2 separate regions of the Homo sapiens genome follow, and region 1 is linked to region 2. A link is a loop called in an ENCODE intact Hi-C map of the cell type or tissue named here. Cell type or tissue: IMR-90. All regions are shown on one strand. Links, peaks and the distances in the headings refer to the core of each region. The heading gives the core; the rest is flanking DNA.

Region 1 (2,822 bases), core at 82-2,581, 200 kb before region 2:
AATTCATCATCTTTTCTATTTCCCACTCCTCTATGTTGTCCCTTCATCTGAACTTCCTAAGACAATTAATAGTATTACCAAATACCTGGGTGTTCAAGGCAAAAAAAGTTGCATATTATCTCAGACCATTGGTTTTCAAAATGCAGTGTGGAACAGCAACATAAATTTTTATTACCGAGAACTTGACAGAAATGCACATTCTAGGGTCCAATCAAGACCTGCTAAGTCAAAAACTCTGGAGGCAGGGAATAGCAATATGCCTTAACAAATCCTCCAAGTGATTGTGATGTTGGTCAAGTTTGAAAACCACTGTTTCAATATCAATCATCCCTTTATTCCAATTCGATCTATAGTCAGTCAATCAGTCATACTTCTGTTCTTTTGCTCATGACTTCTCCTCTCCGTAACTGTAGTACACCCTCCCTTTGAGAGCATGCACATCCCAACCCCTTTTCTGCTCAGCTTCTGTCTTAGCTCAATTAAAAGGCAATTAAAAGATCATCATAATCTCTCCCCACGTTACCTCAAGTACATTAAAAGTGCATGTACATTTCACTTTAATTTTTCTATTAAAATTTTAATAAATTTTTAAAAGATTGTTATGCTTTTTCTTTTGACAATATTTGGCTACAAATATTGTTTAATGGTTTTAATAATTGGCTGTGATTTTTTAGAACTCATCACACATAACCAGGAATTCCTGAGAAGTGAAGGTGTCTAACCTAAAATTCATGAATACTCAGTTTTAAAAATAGAGAAGTTAACATTATATTTTCTATAGACATTTAATTTGAAATTTGGTAATCTTAATTTTCTGTTGTTGTGTTGCATTTTAGAATACACACCCATATTTATAGGCCCATGAAAAATTCCTATGCCCAAATAACTATGTCTGTATTGCTTAACAGACAAAATGATCCTGCTCTGGTTTGTTCCCTGCACAAAGATGTTCTGGGAACAATGGGTACAGGACCATCCACTGTGATGCTGACAGAAGGCAGCTTGGAGAGAACACTCGCGAAAATATCTGTTTATATATACAGTATGTCTTCCCCACCAGACCCTCCACTCCTTTCAAGAAAGGACCCTGTTATCTACACCAGACCCTCTGAGTATATGCAGTGTGTAATGCTTATGGGTGCACAGAAAATGTGTGTTAAACCACCAAATTGAAATAACAATTTCACCAGCTAGAGAAATGGACTTAGAAATGTTTACTTAGATGTATTACATATAAGTTAATGATGCTATGTTTAACTTAGTTTTACTTTCTATTTTGTTTAATATAGCTTTGCTTCCTACTCAATAGTAACTACCTAGTTATTAAATCTGTCTAATTATTAAGGCAGATTTTTGTCCAGCAGATGTCAGTATAGCTCAGTTTAATAATTTCAATAGTTAATAAAGTTGAAAAACTAATGGAGATGATAGGAGAGAAAAATATTTGCACCCAGAATGGCATTTCTTTGTTGACATTTGAGGAAATTGTGTCTGAATAAAAAAATCCACATAACCATTCAAGCATATTGGAAACGCTGGAAGTACTGATTTCATAGCAAACATGGTGTTAATGCAAAATTTCTTCCACTTTAAAGTTCAAAGTGGTTTAAACTAGATGTCAGGTTATTGTTAGCTATAACCAAAATCAAAGGATGAGAGACAGTGCAAGGCTGTGTGTATATATATATATGAATGTGCAAATGTGAGTTCTGTTGCTGATTAAGACTGTTTTCTGAAAATAACTTTATTTCACTTTGCCAATTATTTACATCTCTTCTTTCTCTAAAGTAATATTAACCACCCCTCTATACCTTTTAAAATACAAAAGCTTTTCCATGGCTTTGAATTTAAAAGGAGAGAGAGCAAAGTAAAAGGAAGCCCAGTTTTTTTTAATTGAAGGAAAATTCACATAAAATCCACCAAGCCCAAAGTGTTTTGAAAGAGACTCAAGCCATCACACTGGCAAAGTATTATAATTAACATTATCTATTATGATTAGGCTTTTCCTAGCTCTGAATAATATCTAATTTTCTTATACCTAATAAAAATTAGATATTTCCAGTAAGCTTTAAAAGGCATGTTTTTATGTAGAAGTTGTCCTGAAATCAGGCCTTGTAACTTTTGGCCTCTGAATCTCTCTCCAGGCTCATATCTCCCTTCAGCCACCACTGTTCTCCTCTCTGCAGTCCAAACACACTTTCATTTCAGTTTCTTGATGACAGACACGTGAATTCCCACCAAAGGACCTTGGTAGTTGTTGCATAGAGGCCTCTCAGGGCCGCTGCAGAGACGGGATGTAGGTATGCATAGAAGGTGGACCAAGAGTCTTTCAAGGCTTCCCACCACAGTCTAACTAGGGGAGATCAATTTTAATCAAGTGGCTATAGTGGTAGCTATTCCCACCTGTATTCTTATTCCAGCCAAAAGTAAATAAAATGGCTCTTTTGATGCTCAATCTTCCCCAGCACACATGAACAATCTGAGACTCAGAGCTCTGTCAAATCTTTTTCATATTCTCCTTCACTTTTTCCCACCCACAGTCCCATCAAGCCTCAGATTGCCCTAAGAATCCCTGATGTACCATTCATGATGGATAGCCACTTATATAAAAATCACCTTCCTCTGCAGCAGCCCATTTACTGTACTTTTAAATTACCATATCTTAATTGGGAGAAAGGAAGTTTAGATTCTCAGCAATATTAGAGGATAAAAAAAGATAAGAAGCAACTGACTTTTATTAATAACTTTGTTGGAAAGCAGCAAGGCAACATCTGGAATACTTATTACCCACTTGGCATGCTGTTCATCTCCCTGGGTAAGAT
Region 2 (2,822 bases), core at 100-2,599:
TCCTTTGAGAACACAGCTGTGGCTTTGGACTTGGTAGTACCTAGGTGGGATGTGTTTAATTTCTAGTTTGAGTTTCACTGCACCACCTTTGCCTGTAACTTTCCATGTATATGCTATTAGCCACAGTGAAGTTCTTACTCATTTCACAGCAGAATGATCAGAACTGTTTCTATCTGAATTTTCACAAAGAAGATAGGCCAGCTGACCATATCTGGGCCTTGGACCTAAGAAATCAACTAGAATGGAGTATACTTTTGGAGCTACCCAAAGTGGGAACCCAGTATTTCAAGTTCAAGCCAATTTCCTGAGGGAGGCTCAAGAGTCAGTGCCAAAGAGAACAGATATACACTCCAAGTTCAGAGTGTGAGAGCCTAGAGTCAGGAATGAAATAAAGCTTGATTGAAGCAAGGACAGTCAGCAACAATTGAGAATGGTCTAAATAGAATGATTTCCAAAAATGCTAATGGGTTGTCCATGGCCAGTAGGAGGAGGTAGGTACATAGCTATATTAACATTGATAATCCCAGACCATTCAGTCCAAGCTAGAGACTGCTAAACAAGCTATTGAGAGGTACGGGAGGTGTATTCATCCATTTTCATACTGCTATGAAGAAATACCTGAGACTGGGTAATTTATTAAAAAAAAAAAAAGAGGTTTAATGGACTCACAGTTCCACATGGCTGGGGAGGCCTCATAATCATGGCGGAAGGTGAAGGAGGAACAACAGCACATCTTACATGGTAGCAGGCAAAACAGCGTGTGCAGGGGAACCACTCTTTATAAAACCATCAGATCTCATGAGACTTACTCACTATCACAAGAACATCATGGGACAAACCCACCCCCATGATTCAATTATCTCCCACCACGTCCCTCCCACAACATGTGGGGATTATGGGAGCTACAATTCAAGATAAGATTTGGGTAGGGACAGAGCCAAACCATATCAGAAGGGATAATGTGAAGGGATGAAAGAGGATGAGGGTACTGGATTTTGATCTCTTTAGTACTCTGATTTTATTCTATTGCTTTCTACAGATCTAGATTAAATACTGTGCAATATTAAATAATACCTTATATTTTGATGTTTATGAACATATATAGAAACCCCTTGTCCCTCCAGATGTTAGAAGCAGAGTAGCAAAATCTGTATACTTAATTTCATTAATAAAGAAAAAAATCTTCAAGGATTTAATCTCTGGAGGAAAAAGCAACAGGTGTTTTCAACGGCTGTACCTAAATAACTGTACCACAAGATGGTGCTCACACATTAAAGTCATGCTGTTTTTCAAGAATTTTGCCTCGTCTAAATTTTACAATCTGAAACAAGACATTGTTTATGTTTTAAACTATTTTTGCATCTTTTAGTACAAATTTCCTTAGCACTGAAATATAGTGAGTTTTAAATTTAAGCTGATTTGGTAACAAATGCCATTTTTATGGAGGAAAAAACCAACAATTCCACTTTTGTTTGCCCTAAAGATCTTTTATTGTATAATTTCTGATATGTTAAGTGGGTTGAAGTTTATATTTCTACCATGCTCACTTTTTTCTTTTATTTCCTTTAAATTCAAGACAGTGCAACATAAATTAGCAGAATTAAAAACACATATATGTGTAACCCGAGCATTTGTGGACAACTGTCTCCAGCTGCATGAAGCGAAACGTTTGGACTCCGCCACTGCTTGCATGGCGAAATATTGGTATGCATGCTACAGTAATTAGAGTGCGGTGTGTGCTCAGACTGATATGGAATTCTGCCAATTTTAAGCTCAGCCTTGAGGGTCTTAAAGGAAGAAATCTGTGAAATGAAAAATAAAAGTGAGACTCCACTTTAAAAAAAAATGCTAAAAAGTTCCATTAAGCATATGTATAATGTGCTAAAAATGTTTCAAGTTGGTATTTAATTTTTTTATCCTAATAGGCAAGCAAAGTTAGTATTTAATTCTTAACTTGCTATTGAAAATAAAATATTAAGAGTGGGAAAATGAAGAGTGATATTGATAGGATGACTGATTCATTCATTCAAGTAATAGTTTAATTTCAAATTATCTGAAGAGTGGCAGTATAGTGAGGCTGAAAGGGAACAGTAAAACTTAGGAGTCTTGAGATAGAGTCCAAATTCTTTTATTAAATAACTATAATTAAACTTAATTCCATCCAGGAAAATGTTTTTGTTATCTGTGAAATGACTAAGTTGGACAGGATTTTTCTATTTAAGGTGCTTTCCAATTTTAAGAAAAAATTCAGGAAGAACTGGCTGTCCAATCAAAGTTTCACAGGCTCTATTAAGTGAAAGGAGAATAAAAATCCTATTAAGTTTAGAAAGACTTCGATTTGAATTAAAGATTATTAGCAATGGTGTTAAAGATGAGTTGAATGAAAAAACATCCCTGTATGTCAGACTTTTGTATATTTTAAGATTTTAGAATATACAGTCTAAATCAGATTCTGGAAGTAGATTTGGTTTCCTCTTTTTAAAAACAAACATTCTCCCATATCATTAGCCCAAGAGTAACTTAGAATAAATTCCTGTCATTATTCATTAACTTGTGTTCAGTTCAATCACAGGTAGAACAGGGGAAATATTTTGTGCTTTATATAATGATCCCATAATAACAAAATTGCCAGGTTGAAAAATAATGTGGAATTACTTTTCAGAAACTTGCACTTTTGAGGAGACTTTTTATATTTACATTTACAAGAAGTTCTTTGACTAGTGGCAAAAAGTGTAAAAAAAATTTACATATTTTTGGAAAAAGAGAAGTTTGGATAGCCATTGACCTTGTTATTTGAAAACCTCAGGTTTATACACATGCTC

The links. Peaks named below come from ENCODE experiments on the same cell type or tissue, not always from the same donor. Only the 100,000 strongest peaks of a DNase experiment are listed, where the experiment ranks them.
Region 1: a loop joins it to region 2, with 9 times the contacts of the local background. A loop is called at or near these places in 2 of 110 quality-filtered maps.

The regions. Positions count from the first base shown.
Region 1 is chr2:210,398,172-210,400,993 of GRCh38, reverse strand. The region is part of intron 1 of LANCL1-AS1 (LANCL1 antisense RNA 1); the gene reads right to left. Among named protein-coding and RNA genes, the nearest start is that of LANCL1-AS1, 75 kb to the right of the region's middle. In IMR-90, for the core only: a CTCF peak has its summit at 1,371 (motif pointing right); no DNase peak of the experiment used is centred there.
Region 2 is chr2:210,194,093-210,196,914 of GRCh38, reverse strand. It overlaps ACADL (acyl-CoA dehydrogenase long chain), which reads left to right. Exons shown (of 11, transcript NM_001608.4): 9 at 1,577-1,704. Among named protein-coding and RNA genes, the nearest start is that of KANSL1L, 24 kb to the right of the region's middle. In IMR-90, for the core only: a CTCF peak has its summit at 1,257 (motif pointing right); no DNase peak of the experiment used is centred there; H3K4me3 peaks cover 210 bases.